Regions from separate parts of the Homo sapiens genome. Here region 1 is linked to region 2. A link is an interaction called in ENCODE POLR2A ChIA-PET data of the cell type or tissue named here. Cell type or tissue: Panc1. All regions are shown on one strand. Each heading gives the region's core, and the rest is flanking DNA. Links, peaks and the distances in the headings are about the cores only. Region 1 overlaps SRGAP1 (SLIT-ROBO Rho GTPase activating protein 1). Region 2 has its middle 43 kb from the start of DPY19L2.

Region 1 (8,348 bases), core at 137-8,136, 240 kb after region 2:
GAATTATGTCAGGTGAAAATATCACCAGCTTTCTTTCGCCCTAAAATGCATAATAAAATGGAGGTCTTTATAATGTTAAAGCAACAGTGGAAAAGACCTGGGTTCCATTTTCTCCTTTAGTTACCATTATCACCATCCTACTTTTGGCCTTAATTACTTCTAATTTTGATGAGTTGACTGGCTTCTTAACTATTCTTCCCACCCAGTCTCTCTTCCTTCCTGTCATGATTTGAGAAAAACCTCCCTGAAGAACACTCCTGGCCATATTGTTTGTTTTTCTCTTAACAAAAATAATCACTGGCTTCTCATTACCCACAGAATACTCTGCTCAGCAGGGATGCTGGTGTCTCCCACAGTCCAGTGTCAGGGACACAGTCATCTCTGTCTTGGGATATCCCATTCCTACCTTTCTTCTTGATACAGTGGAAATATGGTCACTTCTCCTATGTTTTTGTAACTTAGGACACTTAATGTTATTTTTTCTGCATCTTTTTATATTTCATATTTCCCACAAGATTGGAAGTGCCCAAGGATACTAGCCATGTTGTACCTATTTTTATATATTCATAGTTCCTTCCTGGTATAGTGCCTTGTATGTAGCAGGCATTTTACTTGTGTTTACAGAAGGAATAGATACACACAGCCTATATATATTCCATATATATATTTTCCATGTATATATATATTCCATATATATGTTTTCCATATATATATATTCCATATATATGTTTTCCATATATATATTCCATATATATATTTTCCATATATATATATTCCATATATATATTTTCCATATATATATATTCCATATATATATTTTCCATATATATATATTCCATATATATATTTTCCATATATATATTCCATATATATATTTTCCATATATATATATTCCATATATGTATTTTCCATATATATATTCATATATGTATTTTCCATATATGTATTTTCCATATATGTATTTTCCATATATGTATTTTCCATATATGTATTTTCCATATATGTATTTTCCATATATATACATTCATATATGTATTTTCCATATATATACATTCATATATGTATTTTCCATATATATATTTTTTCCATATATATTTTTTTTTCCATATATATATATATTTTTTCCATATATATATATACCAAATAAGAGAATATATCTCTGGTACAAATGAAGAATATTTTCTCAACTCTTCTTTTATAAGTACCCTTTAATTATATGATAGCTGCTTAGTCACAACTTGTTTTTTTTTTTTTTGCTGTTGGTCTTTGAAAAACTTGGTGTCTTGGATCAGACATTTTTATTATTTATTATTATTATTATTATTATTATTATTATTATTATTATTATTATTTTGAGACGGAACCTCGCTCTGTCACCCAGGCTAGAGTGCAGTGGCGTGATGTTGGCTCACTGCAAACTCTGCCTCCCGGGTTTGCGCCATTCTCCTGCCTCAGCCTCCCGAGTAGCTGGGACTACAGGCGCCTGCCACCACGTCCAGCTAATTTTTTGTATTTTTGGTAGAGACGGTGTTTCACCGTTTTAGCCAGGATGGCCTTGATCTCCTGACCTCGTGATCCGCCCGCCTCGGCCTCCCAAAGAGACATTTTTATTTTTAAGGATACAACGTATTGTAGAAATGCGGTAGAGCACATATGTGGAATTTTATAACTTTGAAGCAGCTTTTCAGTTTGTGAGTACTCATCATTACTGACAACTTACTTTTCTGACCATCACCAGAGGAATCCAATTAATGATTCTTTGGAGGAAAAAATAAGAAAGGAATCCAAACTAATATACACAAAAATTCCCTTCCCTGATACTGATTGAACCTAATACTAATAGCTCTTGTTTTGAATTTCATAATTCTAGAAGAGTTAAACTTGAAAATGTATCTCTAAACAATGCAGCCTCTGTTTTCCACCAAAAGGCGGTGATTGTGTTGAGCATTTTAACTGGTTATCAGACCTCAGGCTGCCGGTTTGAAGAGTGAACTTTGGCAATAGGAACTTGGCTCTCAATCCTGTTTTGCAGCTGGCTAGAATGTGAATAAACTTATTGAAAGACATATCTTCTCAAAGAAGGAGAGGAATAAAGCCCTCAACCTAATAACCTTCCTCCTTTCTGACAGCCCCCAGCCTCCACATACCTTTTTAGAAAGCATCTTCAGAGAGAGAGGTTTTTAGATGTCCAAAACCTCAGAGAACTAGACAGTTCTTGCTCACTAGTAATCCTCATCTTGGGAGATTTATTCTTTGCTAAGTCCCTGCACCAGGAGTGTGGTTTTCTTTCTGACTTCTCCCTCTTTAAGGAATTGTGCAAATACCACAAGCTTTTTGTGCTTTTTGTAACTCAACTGTTTCTTTTTTGCTTTTATTAGAGTCCATCTCTGTTTTCTGGCAGGATGATGGCTCTAACGTGCTGCACATGGTGTCTAGGTGGGCCCTTCTCTCCAGCTCATGACATGCTTGTAGCTTTCTTTCAGAGTGGCACTTTGGGGCAACATCCTGTTAATCTGAGAAAGGTTTACCTCTTCCTGTGTCCCTCCGTGCCCTCCTTTCATCCCAGAGCCCGCCATCTTAACCAAAGTCTTTGAGTTTTCAAGGAGGTGATAAAATCTGTATAAACCTTTGCATTCCGTAGAATTGTTGACATTCTCTAAATGGAGCAGAAACATTTGAGATGTGTTGGAAGCCTTGCCTGGCATTGATCATTTCAAACAGTGACCTTTTCTCCTTACACAGTGTCTTCTCTTCTGGAAAAGCCTACCTGTGTGTCCTGTCCTGAGTCCCCCACTCCACCCCACCCCACCCCCATTATGCATTAGTTGCCCCACATTAGTGTTTTCTTAACAATTTTCTACTTGTTGCCATGTCAGCACCTATGTATTATATGACAATTGTCTGATTTTTTTTTTTTTTGGTAATTATGTGGGGTCCTAGAGAACGGGAAGGGATTCATTCGTATCCTTACTTTATCTCAGGTGTCTTATCTGAGTACCTGACACATAGTAAGTACTTAATTCATATTTGTGAATGGGCTGGTCCATGCCATTTAGAACTCTTTTTTTTTTTTTTTTTTTTTTTTTTTTTGAGACAGAGTCTTGCTCTGTCACCCAGGCTGGAGTCCAGTGGTGTGATCTTGGCTCACTGCAACCTCCGCTTTCCGGGTTCAAGCAATTCTCCTGCCTCAGCCTCCCCAGTAGCTGGGATTACAGGCGCCCACCACCATGCCCGGCTAATTTTTGTATTTTTAGTAGAGACGAGGTTTCGCCATGTTGGCCAGGCTGGTCTCGAACTCCTGACCTCAAGTGATTTGCCTGCCTTGGCCTCCCAAAGTGCTGGAATTATAGGCATAAGCCACTGCACCCGGCCTTCATTTAGAACTATTTTAACCACTGCCCTCACCTTGTATGCTAGGTGAAGAATGTGTTCCAGCAGCCACAGCAGCAAAACTGATCTGAAAAACAACTCTATCAAAATTTGTACAGTGTTCTTGTCCCAATTCTGGCAGATATTTTTAAGTGTTGTAGAGCTTGCTTACAAGAAACAGATTAAACTTAAAGAGAAGGCTTCTTCCACCATGGCTCTTTATTTTATTTGAATTTTTATTTGTTTTTTTTAGACTGACTTGTAGAATGTTTATGTTGATGGAATGAAGACAAACTTTCTCAAGATTCCTCAGCATGCTCCTGGTTTTCTGATTTAAAAGCTCTTGCTGTTAGGGGAAGATCTGCTTTTCAGACTTAGTAACTGATAGTCTTACATAACTATATACATTATGAAAACATTTTATTGCTTAGAAGGAATATACTTTTATTCAGTGGATCCAGTTTTGGGTTTGTGTGTGTGTGTGGAGGTGGGGGTAGGTTAAGTGTGATTTAGCCAATTTTTAAAATATGTAATAGAGAGTAGGAAGGGGTCAGCTTCTCACCTATGGCTCATGCAGAAAATGACCTTGTTGGCCTCAGTTAGTTAACATTTTTATCATCTAGTACACAGGACAGTTTTAGAGTCTGTGTCCTCCTTACTTTAAATGTACACTCACCCCCCTCCCCACTCTGCACCTCACTATTCTGCTTTCTGTAGCCCTAGTGTACCAAAAATAGTGAAATAGAATGGATGAATAAGACCCCCACCAGGGCTGGATGCAGTGGCTCATGCCTGTAATCCAGCATTTGGGGAGGCCAAGGCAGGAGGATTGCTTGAAGCCAGGAGTTTGAGACTAGGCTGGGCAACGAAGTGAGACCACATTTCTACAAAAAAATTTTTTTTTAATTAGCCAGATATGGTGGTATGCACCTACAGTCTTAGCTACTGGAGAGGCTGAGGTGGGAGGCTTGCTTGTGCCCAGGAGTTTGAGGCTGCAGTGAGCTATGATTGTGCACTGCACTACAGCCCAGGCAATAGAGTAAGACCTGTCTCTTAAAAAGAAAGAAGGAAGAAAGGAAGAAAAGAAAGAAAAAATCCACACCAATGAGCCTTCCTTCTGATTTCTGGATGAGAATCAGATGCATCCTGCCTTTGACACACCAAATAGAAGTTAGTCCCAGAATGATCAGCTTAGTGGGCCTCAGACACAGTTTATGTTTCATGGTACTGGGGATAAAAAATATCTTGATGAAGCCCTTACAAAGAGCCCTGAGTGGAGGTGCTGAATAAACCTAAACTAATAGGGAGGAAGGGAAAAGGAGTTACAGGTGCTAACACTTTTAATTTTTTTATTTTTTATTTATAAATAGAGACAGGATCTCACTATGTTGCCCAGGCTGTTTTCGAACTCCTGGCCTCAAGCAATCCTCCTGCCTCAGCCCCTCAAAGTACTGGGATTATAGGCATGAGTCACTGTACCGGGCCAGGTGCTAACACTTTTTAAACACTTTGCATGTATCATTTCATTTAATCTTTAAAACAACTTTGAAAGCAGGTATTGTTCCCATTTTGCTGGAGAAAGACATCAAGAGAATAAGTAATTTGCCTGAAGTCACACAAATAGTAAGTGGCAGAGGATGGCTTCCAACTTAGATCTCTGACTCCAGAGCTTGTACCGTTTCCATTATACCAGATTGTCCAGTGGCTTATTGTTAAGTGGCTGCTGATAGTGTGATAAGACAGTACTGGAAAGTGGGGAGAAAACACAGGGATTGGGAGACAGAAGGTAAACCATATGTGGAGAATCTGACATGGTACATCATCTCATTAAGTTTCTATTTTATTTTTTTCATCTTCTCAGAAGGAAAAGCCTTTTCACTTTTTAAAGTCTCTGCCTTATTCTCTTTTGCACAGGTCTTCATGTAAGTTTCTTGATTGATTTTTTTTTTTTTTTTTTTTGGTGGTAGGATCTCACTCTGTGGCCCAGGCTGGAGTGTAGTAGTGTGATCTTGGCTTACTGCAACCTCTGCCTCCCAGGCTCAAGCGATCCTTCCACTTTAGCCTCCCGAGTAGCTGAGACTATAGGCATGCACCACCACACTTGGCTAATTTTTAAAGTTTTTTTTTTTACAGACAAGATTTCACTTTATTGCCCAGTCTGGTCCCAAACTCCTAGTCTCAAATGATCCTCCCGCCTCAGCCTCCCAAAGCACTGGAATTACAAACATGAGCCACCTTGCCCACTGCCCATGATTCCATCATCTGGAAGAGTATGAAGTATAAGGTTAAAGGAAACCATTCCTTCCAGACTTTCATCCTTGCTGCCATCTCAGTATTTAAAAAAATAACATGGAACTGGTTCATGTCAGCACTTCTAGCAATGGTGCTGTTGTTAACAGTGGAAATACATTTGGAGAGCTTATCATTGGCTTATTTCTGAGCCCTAAACTTTCACTGACAGTCTTCCCAATATATGAAAATAAATTGTGTATTTTTCACCGTCAATCTTTTTTTGTTGTTCTTGTTATTTAGGACATTTCACTAATTCTCTTTGCTATTCTACAGACATCGTCTTGGTAGCAGAGGCACTCACATACATCCATACATCAGTCTCAGTGTTTCTTCTATAAAACTTTGCAGAGATATTCTTTTCTGTTTTGTTTTGCTCAACAAACTGTGATTTGAAAGTAGCTCCATAGGAAACTTTTTTTCCTCTGCCTAGGAGAAAAAGGTTGTAGTTTTATATAACTCTATTAGGAAGATGTCTTAAAGAGTCAAAAGATTAAGATCACAGAAAAGTTAACATTCTAGCATTTTGTTTACATATTTCCTTTTCATGAAAAACTTTTCTTGCCCTAGCAATTTCTAATTTTCTTTTATTCTTTGCCTTATTTAAATGGAATTTTCCCCCATCTTTCTCATTAAAAAGAAAAAAGCACTGGGCGCCATGGCTCACGCCTGTAATCCCAGCACTTTGGGAGGCTGAGGCGGGTGGATCACGAGGTCAGGAGATCGAGACCATCCTGGCTAACATGGTGAAACCCCGTCTCTACTAAAAATACAAAAAATTAGTCCGGCGTGGTGGTGGGTGCCTGTAGTCCCAGCTACTCGGGAGGCTGAGGCAGGAGAATGGCGTGAACCCGGGAGGCGGAGCTTGCAGTGAGCCGAGATCGTGCCACTGCACTCCAGCCTGGGGGACAGAGCGAGACTCCATCTCAAAAAAAAAAAAAAAGAAAAGAAAAAGCAGTGTGAGTAGAGGCAATTTGAAGCAATGGAAAAATAGTTGAGCTACACAATTGTAGGTTTGAATTAGAGCTTTGCTGCTTCCTAGTTTGTGGGACCATTAACAAGTTACTTATCGTTTTGGAAACTTGGTTTTTTAAATCTGTAAAATTAGTATAGAACTGCCTCCAAGGTTGTTTTAAATAATAAGTGAGGAGATGTATGCAAAGTGTCCCAATTGTCAGTACACTTCCTCCTTCCCCTTTCCTTTTTTTTAAATTAAGCTTTTAAAAAATTATTTGCTTTTGAAGCCTTTTAAATTTATTTTTAATTTTTAAAATTAACAAATAAAAGGCCCGGCGCGGTGGCTCGCGCCTATAATCCCAGCACTTTGGGAGCCCGAGGTGGGCGGATCACTTGAGGTCAGGAGTTTGAGACCACCCTGGCCAACATGGTGAAACCCCATCTCTACTAAAAATACAAAGAATTAGCCAGGTGTGGTGATGTGCACCTGTGGTCCCAGCTACTTGGGAGGCTGAGGCAGGAGAATCACTTGAACCCAGGAGGCACAGGTTGCCGTGAGCCGGGATCATGTCACTGCACTCCAGCCTGGGTGACAGAGTGAGACTCTGCCTCAAGAAAAAAAATAAATAAAAATAAAAACTGCATATATTTATGGTGTACAACATGACATTTTGATATAGTTATGCATTGTGGAGTGGCTAAATCAAGCTAATTAACACATGCATTACCTCACACACTTATCATTTTTTTGTGGTCCTTCTTAAATACTTAATTTAGTTAGACTTAACTCCTCATGCCAGTTCTTTGTAAAGGTCATTATAAATACCCACTTGACTGAATAAGTGAAAATGTAACTTTAAGAGAGACTCCACTGTGGCATAAGATAAGGCCAACTGATAGAAAAGGAGTTAATTCTCAATGTTGGTTTTCTTCATAAGCCATCTGTTTTTCAGGTACTGTATTGACTAATATGATGTTCATAAGTTTCTCTTTTTTATTTTTGAAAAAAAAAAACAAGCTTTTGAAGAGGGGCCTTAAACTGAGTTATATTTGAATTGAAATAATGAGCTGCTTATGGACATTTGAGTTTGGGATAGGAAAAAAACTTTTAAAATATAATTTGAGCAAATTCTTTTCTTTTAATGACTATTATTTTGCCTGGACCCATTTACTGAAAATTATTTGAGGATGTACAGTTCTGATTATAAATCACTTCCCTAAAAGTACTCTGTGTTCTCAAAAGGCTCCGTCCGAAAGTGAACACGTGCTTCAGTTTGTTATGACTGAGCTACTGATTGTGCAACACACTTTTGATAAGTCACTGATGTCTGTTAGCCCTGTTTGCATGACATAAGAGTGATTTCTTTTTTTTGAGACAGGGTCTAGGTCTGTCACCCAGGCTGGAGTGCATTGGCGCAATCCCGAGTAGTTGGGACTACAGACATGCACCTCCATGCCTGACTAATTTTGTACTTTTCTGTGAAAAGTACAAAATTACTGGCTGGTCTTTAACTTCTGGGATCAGCCTGGTCTGAAACTTCTGGGCTCAAGCGATCTTAAACTTCCCAGGCTGGTCTGAAACTTTTGGGCTCAAGCGATCCGTCTGCCTCAGCCTTCCAGATTGCTGGGAATACAGGCATGAACCCCTGCACCCAGCCTAAGTGTCATTAAAAATTTGATCTGTTATATAGGCACTAGGTAGAATGTCTGTCAGATGCATATTTTCAAAGTTG
Region 2 (8,348 bases), core at 72-8,071:
GCAGAGAACTGGGAAAGTCAGTAATTCAGAAGACAAATGGGGTCAAGAAAGGGTTGTTTTCTTCTTAATGAAAATGACAGGATATTGATGAGAGAGAGAATATTGCTGTAGTCCTATGGATTTTTAAAAATTAAAGGGTAAACAAAAGAAAGCAAAAATTTAAAAAGGGTAGCCATATAAGATTAAAGTAGAACTTGAGACAAAAACAGTTACGTGGGACAGACATTAACATATATTTGACCAATAAACAATGGAACAGACTAAGAAAGTTGTTAAAGTGGTATTCCCCAAAAGAATACTGCACCCAGGTGAATTTATGGACAAGATTTATAAAATCTTCAGGTAAATCATCATTTCTTTGCTTTTCAAACTGATTCTGACAATAAAAGGAAGGAAAAGATTTCAATTAATTTGAACAAATTAGCAGAAACCAATACCAACAACTGACAAGAGAAGGTACAAAATCAACTAATTGTTTCAAGATTGATACAAAAGGTCTTAAATAAAATGTAAGTAGTTTAAATCCAGTAATTTAAGAAAAACAAATAAAATCCAGGCAGGAGGGCTGGGCGCGGTGGCTCAAGCCTGTAATCCCAGCACTTTGGGAGGCCGAAGCTGGCGGATCACCTGAGGTCGGGAGTTCAAGACCAGACTGACCAACATGGAGAAACTCTGTCTCTACTAAAAATACCTGGGAGGTGGAGGTTGCAGTGAGCTGAGATCACGCCACTGCACTCCAGACTGGGCCATAAGAGCAAAACTCTGTCTCAAAAAAAAAAAAAAAAAAAAAAAAAATTCCAGGCAGGAATATAAGGATGGTTCAACAGAGACAATATGACTATATTATAATGTCATTTAAAATTTTAAAATTTTAAAAAAAGGAAATAATCTCAATAGATGTTAAAAGAGCATTTACTATAAATTCAATTAATGTTAAGATAAAAATTATTAATTTAGGTATGAAAGTTATTGCTTTGGTATAATAAAGAATATTCTTCTGAAACCAACAGCCACCAAAAACCATATGCAATGAATCAAGAACAAGAGAAAAATACCAACTATTATTATCCTTCAATGGTGTCCCAGAAATTTCAATCAGTGTAATAAAACAAGAAAAAGATATTTTTAAAAGTATAACTACTAGAAAGGAAGAGATAAAATCATCATTTTTGCAAATGATATAGCAATTTAACTAGAAAACACAAGAGACTGAAATGAAAATTTATTAAAACTGATTTTTTAAGTTCAGTAAAATGGCACAATGCCAAAGACACATAGGAATCAACAGCTTTTTGCAGACTAAATTAGGCAGATTTCTAATTTAAAATTCTCTTTACAAAAGTAAGCACCTCCAAAAATCTCCCTAGTGTTTTCCAATAAAAATGTAATGTGAGTCACATATGTAATTTTAGATAAGCCCAGTTGCCACATTAAAAAAAATGAAAATATATACTTTATGTAACATAATAACCCAAATTATTATTTCAATATATCTAATTGATATTTTTTAAATGATTTTTTTCATACTGAGTCTTCAAATTCTAGTGGTTTTTGGTAGTTAGTTAACCTGCTTGTGTGTTTGCACACTTAACAGTATTATTTCACATCTTCACTAACCACCTGTGGCCAGCAGCTATTGTATCAGACAGAGCAGCTCTCATAGGCCTAGATGTGTGCCTAAGAACATCTGTGCAGAACGTACAAACACGAAAACAGCAAAGTGCTACATAACACAGGAGATTTCAGAAAGAGGACAAACATATTACATATTCATAGATGAGAATAGGAATATGTGTCTTTGAATACTGATATCACTGTAAAGATATCAATTTTCCCTCCCAGGTTATTATATAAATTCAACACAAGCCTAAGCTAAATTCCTGTAACATTTATGTAGAAGACCTGACAAAAAGATTTCAAAGACTGGAAGCATAAAGATAAAAGAATATCAAGAAACTTTTAAAATGACAAGTAAAAATGATTGGGATTTGCCATATCAGATATTTAAATATCAAGTATTTACAATTTATGAAAATTACAACAATATGATACTGGCAGCTCAACAAAGAGACTGTAAGAACTAGTATGCATAAGAATTTGGTACAGCATGTGACAAAGGGAGAATGAAAAATAAGTGGGAAATGAATACGTTAGTAAATACATATTAATAGTATTCAGGCCACTTGTAAAAAATATAAAGTTGTATGTCTATTTTATAATGTTTACCAAAATAAATACTACACAAGTCAAAGGTTTAAATGAAAAACTAAAAAGCAGTAAGATGATTAAAAAACCTATAGTAAATGTTTGTATTATTTTGGAGTGAGAAAAGTTTTCTAGGATAGAAATCAAAGAACGAGAGCAACAGATTTGGTGATAAAACCATCTATGTATCAAAAGCATAAATAAAAAGCTAATTTTCAAACTGGTAAAATGATTCCAACATATATGAACAATAAAATACTAATACTCTTGATACATAAGTAGCTTTTACAGCTCATTTAGAGAACAAGGTGAACAATCCAAAAAAAAAAAAAAAAAAAAAACCTAAGGACATAAACAGGCCAATTCCCAGGAGAAAATACAAATGTTCACCTATGAAACTGGCAAAGATGAAAAGACGATGATTATGTCGGACAAAGGTGTAAAGGAATGGTAACTGCTGTGAACAACCTTTCCTGAAGGAAACTTGGCAGTATGCATAAAATGCCTTAAAAACATATACAGTCATGTGCCACATCACAATGTTTCAGCCCACAACGTTTCACATATATGAAAGCGGTCCCCTAACATCAGAACGGAGCTGAAAAATGTCTATCACCTAGTGACATCATAGCCATCATAATGCAGCAGCACAACATGTTACTCACATGTTTGTATAAAATACATCATACTTGATTAATGATAATAAACAATGATGTTACTGGTTTGTATATGTACTATGCTATAATTTTTATAATTATTTCACAGTCTACTCCTTCTACTTATCAAAAAAAAAAAGTTAACCGTGAAACAGCTTCAGGCAGATCCTTCGGCAGGTATTCCAGAAGAAGGCATTATCATTACAGGAGATGTGTGTTATTGCCCCTGAAGACCTTCAGTGACAGAAGATGTGGAGGTGGAAGACAGTGATATTGATTATCCTGACCCAGGGTAGGCCTGATGTGTGTGATTATGTCTTAGGTTTTAACAAAAATGTTTAAAAAGTAAAAAAAAAAAAAAAAAAAAAAAAAAAAAAAAAAAAATTGAAAAAACTTAACGGAATAAGGATATAAAGAAAAAATGTTTTTGTACAGTTGTACAATGTGTATGTTTTAATCTAAATGTTACAGGAGAGTCAAAAAGTTAAAAAAAATAAAAAGTTTAAAAAGTAAAACAGTTATAATAAGCTAAGGTTAATTTATTCTTAAAGAAAAATATTCTTTATAAATTTAGTGTAGCCTAAGTGTACAGTGTTTATAAAGTCTTCAGTAGTGTACAGTAATGTCCTAGGCCTTCATATTCACTGACCACTCACCCAGAGCAAATTCCAGACCTTAAGCTTATACAGGTGCCTTATACAGGTGCCTTATACAGGTGTACCATTTTTTATGTTTTACACTGTATTTTTACTGTGCCTTTTTAATGTTTAGGTACATAAATACCTGCCCTTGCATTACAATTGCTTACAGTATTCAGTACAGTAACATGCAGCACAGTACGGTTTATAGGCTAGGATCAATAGGCCATACCAAATAGCCTATGTGTGTAGTAGGCTGTACCATCTGGGTTTGTGTAAATACACTCTATGATGTTTTCACAATGACAAAATCTCCAAACAATGCATTTCTCAGAATGCAGCCCTTCTGTTAAGTGACTCATGACTATACATCTTTCCACTTACATGAGGTACCCAGACTAGATAAATTCACAGATGCAGAAAGTAGGATACAGATTACCAGGGTCTCGAAGGGAAAGTAAATTGGAAGTTATTTTAATGGATACAGAGTTTCTGTTTGGGATGATGAAAACATTCTGGAAACGGATAGCAGTGATGGTTATGTGACATCATAAATGTACTTAATGTCACTGAATTGTACACTTTAAAATGGTTAAAATGGTCAATTTTATGTTATGTATATTTTACCACAATTTCTAAAACCTCCATTGCATGACTATGAATTTTATTAAACCATTCTCCTATTATTGAATATTTGGGTTCTTTTTCTAAATTTTTAAACAATTAAAAATAATACTATGATAAAAAAAAATACATCCTTTGACTCAGCATTTCAATTTGTGGATATTTATCTCATGGTAATAATTAAGAAGATGTGTAAAGATGTGCATTTTCCTCCTGGCACTATTTGTATCAGCAAAAAATCAGAAACCTAAATAACTAATGCATAGGATTAGTCAAATAAATTACAGCACATAATGGAAAATTAGAAAGCCAATAAAAAGTGTGCTGCAGACATATATCTATTTATATTAAGGAGAAATATTTAAAAATAATATGGTTGACAAGATAAACTTTAAAGGAAGTAAATGTTCATACGTGCATAAGAAAGTACCTGAAAGAATATATAATGGGGTTTTGCCAGGGGTCATCTCTAAGGAAATGGGTTTTAACTGCTTTTTTATGCTTTTTCTTACTTGTCCGTATTTTCTGATATTTTGGCAATGCACACAAACTCTTTTAGTAAAAAGAAAAAAATTTATTAAAAGAAACTTAATTTTGAATAAAACATAGATAACTCCTCCCAGTTATTTTTCTTTTCTCAGAAGTAACACTGTGCCTTTGTGTACTGGACAAAGTGAACCACATCCCCCCAGAAAAGAAACATAAAATGCCAACTGAATGACTGTCTAAAGCTTGTTATTATATGGAACCAGCCAATAATTGTTTTCCCAATCTGAGAAACTAGACATTAGATTATACAAAGATATCCCTTTGGGCTTTTGGTTTGCCTCTTGGTTGACCATAGTAGGTATATTACAAAGCAGTAATGAAAACACTTTCTATTTTTGCCAGTGAGGTGGGTTTTCTTTTAGAAATGAGGAAGACGATGTCCCTGAAGAGTAAGGCTACACACAAAGTGAGACATTCAAGTACCTCAATGGAACCTAGTAAAATTAGAGCAAGAAAACTAAAACACCTTTAAGAGTATCTCAAAAGCTTGTGTAGCTGTAGAAGGATTAAAATTGTGAATTTAGAGGTACAGGCAAACAGATCCAATCCTAAAGGCATTTTTGTTTGGGTGTCCCACACATTAAGCTGTAAATCTGAAACAGGAAACTTGAAATCATTAAGGTCACATATTTATAACATCATATTCAATTAGGTTAGAAAAGTGCAATATCTGTCATCATGTCATAAAAAGATGTGTTTTTCTCTCAGATCTCTTATAAAGAAAAGCTCCCTATATTGTTAAGGATAGGGCTGTTTTCAATCAGTTACAAGGAGCAATTCAATTACTAGATGGTTTAGTGCAGTAACTGACTCAGACTAATTTAATTTCTTTAGGTCTCTAAAGATCAATTGATCTGATTTGTCCCATCCCCAAAGGCTGTTTATGAAAAATTCAGACTTAAATATCTGGAAATGAAATCCAAAACCTCGGCCAATTTCACACTACTTAGGTCATCTTGCAAACTTTCAGCTAGTCATATAAGAGTGCTGTCTTTGCCCTCAGACCATTGAAAGCTACTTAGCTTCATGTACATGTGAGTGCTCCCACATCAGGATGCTTATCCAATAAGTGGAAAATGTGGCCACATGCATTATCAAATCTGCCATTCTAAAGAGCAGTCAGACTGAGTACCTCCTATCTTGTAAACCAATGTGCAACTACAAGGCTATTTTTACTCTAGGAGTAGTTTATTAAGACTATGAAACATAGAGTTACATGGGATAAAAGTTGTTAGATGAAATGCTCATATAACAAGATGAAGAACTTGTAATTATTTTACATTTTTAGATTTATAAAATGCTGTCATAAATGCCAGCTTATTTGATTCTCAGAATAAACCTCTGAGGTGAGCAGGGTTATTTTTTCCATTTTCTAGATGAGTGTACAGACTCAGAAGTCTGGTGACTTCTCCAGGATCACTCACCCAGGAAGAGGCAGAGGTGAGACTCTAAGCCCTAACTTTTTTTTTCTCCCAATATATCATGCGTACCCCCATGGTCTGAGACAGAAAATATGACACACACTATAAAAACAGATCACTATCACCCCACTGCATCATTGTCTCCATTCTTATTTAATACCTGAATAAAACTGAGAAAAAGTTCACTTATAACAATCCCAACTGCATAAACCCGGTCTGCAGCAGGGCTTCTGGCCCTCAGAAACAGGAAATAAAGTCATGCCTAAATGAAGTTGCCTTTTGCAAGTGGACTCCTTTGTTGCCCACACTGCTGGTACCTCATTCTCAGTGATTTGTATCCCACCTAACTTGAGAGTTACCACTTGCCTTCTCTCTGCCCTTTGCAATGGATTTTCAATCACAAGCTCAAGTTTCTTTTCCTGATCCCAACACTTCCAACCAACTTGTCCAGCTCTCCAACTATTTAATCTTTCTTTTCTGCTCAAATCCCATAGTTCCTGGCCAACATTCAGCCTCTCCTGCTTGCTCCTCTGCTTCCCCACTGAGCCTCTAAGTCTGTTCCCCTAAATCAAACCTCCGCCTCACATTCTGCCATTTGGGAAGGCTTAGGAAGGCTGAGACAGAGGTTGTTAAAATATGTAATTATCTTTTAATTTGAGTTGCCAAGATAGATTAGACAGAAGTGCTGAGGTCAGCAGATGTGGCTATGTAGGTAACAAAGAGTGCAGCAGAAATGTGCAGAAGTTAGTAGGGAAATTACACAGATGTAGAGATAAGAAAATCAGTGGTTCTGGTGGCTAGGGAACTTCCCTGGTCAATCAAGACATTGGGCCACATAAAAGAATTAGTGTGTTTAAGAAGTAAAAATAATCAATTAGGTTTAAAAATCTTCTCTTTGAAAAACAATTTTTGACATTCATACTGGGCAAAATATGTATCTCCATATAGTCATTACTCATCACCTCAATGGTCTCAAACTGCATGAACCATTTTAATTGAATAAAAAGTAGGGTACGTTACAGGCACATGATTTCACTTGTCTTCTTAGACGCCTGATGTCTCTCCTATTAAATAAAAGCAGTCTACTATATTGGTAAAATTATGTGACCTTGAATTAAATTACATCTCCTTGTTTTAAAATTCCCCAACTACCCTTACACTCTTTGTGTTAGCAAATATATCTACTTGGGAAGGTAAAAAGCTACCAAGGTTCTATTTCTCTACAGACTGCCACTCATTGAGACATGAAGCTTAAAAATGTAAAGAGGACTAAGTCTTTAATAACAACAAAGCCCTATTTTTTATAGTAGAATAAATGTCCTGACCAAAGAAACTATTTCACTCAGAAATTAAGCATATAATAGATCCAGTCACAGTAGCTGTCAGACTTAGGCAGTTGCATATGTACAAGGAATAGGGGCAGAGAATAGAAGACTATATATAGTAAGGTTATGATTCTCTGGTGTCGAAAGGAGTGTGTTGTTACAAACTCCCTCTTCTCTTGATCTTATCTGAACAAGAAAGTAAACAGAAAATTCTCATTACCTCTCAAGGTCAGTGAGCCTGGAGGAATCCCAGAATCCTTTGGCAAAAGGATTGCTATCTATTTTCAGCTTCGTTATCTGGAGAAAGAATGGGTACAAAACAGTATCATTTCTGAGGTCAAGGAAGTAAAATCATAAATAGTTTGTTCATTCTCCATAGCACACCAAGAATATCTTAATGTTTCTCAGTGTCGTGAGAAGGGTGGAAAATGCTACACATGTTCACAAGAGGGACAAATCCCAGCCAGGTGGGATGGTAAGGGAAGACCTCAGAGAGGAGGTATTGAGGACAGGCTGGAGGTTGACAGATAGATACAATTAGGGAAGGGAGCCTTTGAGGCAAAAGTAGATGTGAACTGGGGTGTGCAGTATTTAATATATTATATAATATGTCAAAGGCTAGGGCTGAACTGAGGAATGGGAGAACCACCTAAATGGGAGAATTATGCAGAATTCCAGCATTGATAGAGAATGAAAGAAAGAATGCATTTGACTTGGTGACATCTTTTTTAGTACTGTGAGTACATACACACACCATAATAGATAAAAGGTAAAATGGCCAATAATAGCCTCATGTTCAATATGATATTGATATACGTGACATAAATACATGACATAAAGCCTTCTGAATATAAATTTTCTATTTCCCTTTCCATTTGACTAAATCAGAATCAAATTAGTCCATCTTTTGTTATCCTTCCATGAAATGTT

Evidence for each region. ChIA-PET counts read pairs that join two places held together with the same protein. Peaks named below come from ENCODE experiments on the same cell type or tissue, not always from the same donor. Only the 100,000 strongest peaks of a DNase experiment are listed, where the experiment ranks them.
Region 1: POLR2A ChIA-PET joins it to region 2 with 11 read pairs; 1 of 35 experiments calls an interaction of 5 or more read pairs at or near these places.

The regions. Positions count from the first base shown.
Region 1 is chr12:63,948,092-63,956,439 of GRCh38, forward strand. All of the region lies in intron 1 of SRGAP1 (SLIT-ROBO Rho GTPase activating protein 1), which reads left to right. Among named protein-coding and RNA genes, the nearest start is that of SRGAP1, 110 kb to the left of the region's middle. In Panc1, for the core only: no CTCF peak of the experiment used is centred there; no DNase peak of the experiment used is centred there; H3K27ac peaks cover 2,868 bases.
Region 2 is chr12:63,707,762-63,716,109 of GRCh38, forward strand. It overlaps the pseudogene LOC100418730. Among named protein-coding and RNA genes, the nearest start is that of DPY19L2, 43 kb to the left of the region's middle. In Panc1, for the core only: no CTCF peak of the experiment used is centred there; a DNase peak (open chromatin) is centred at 3,730.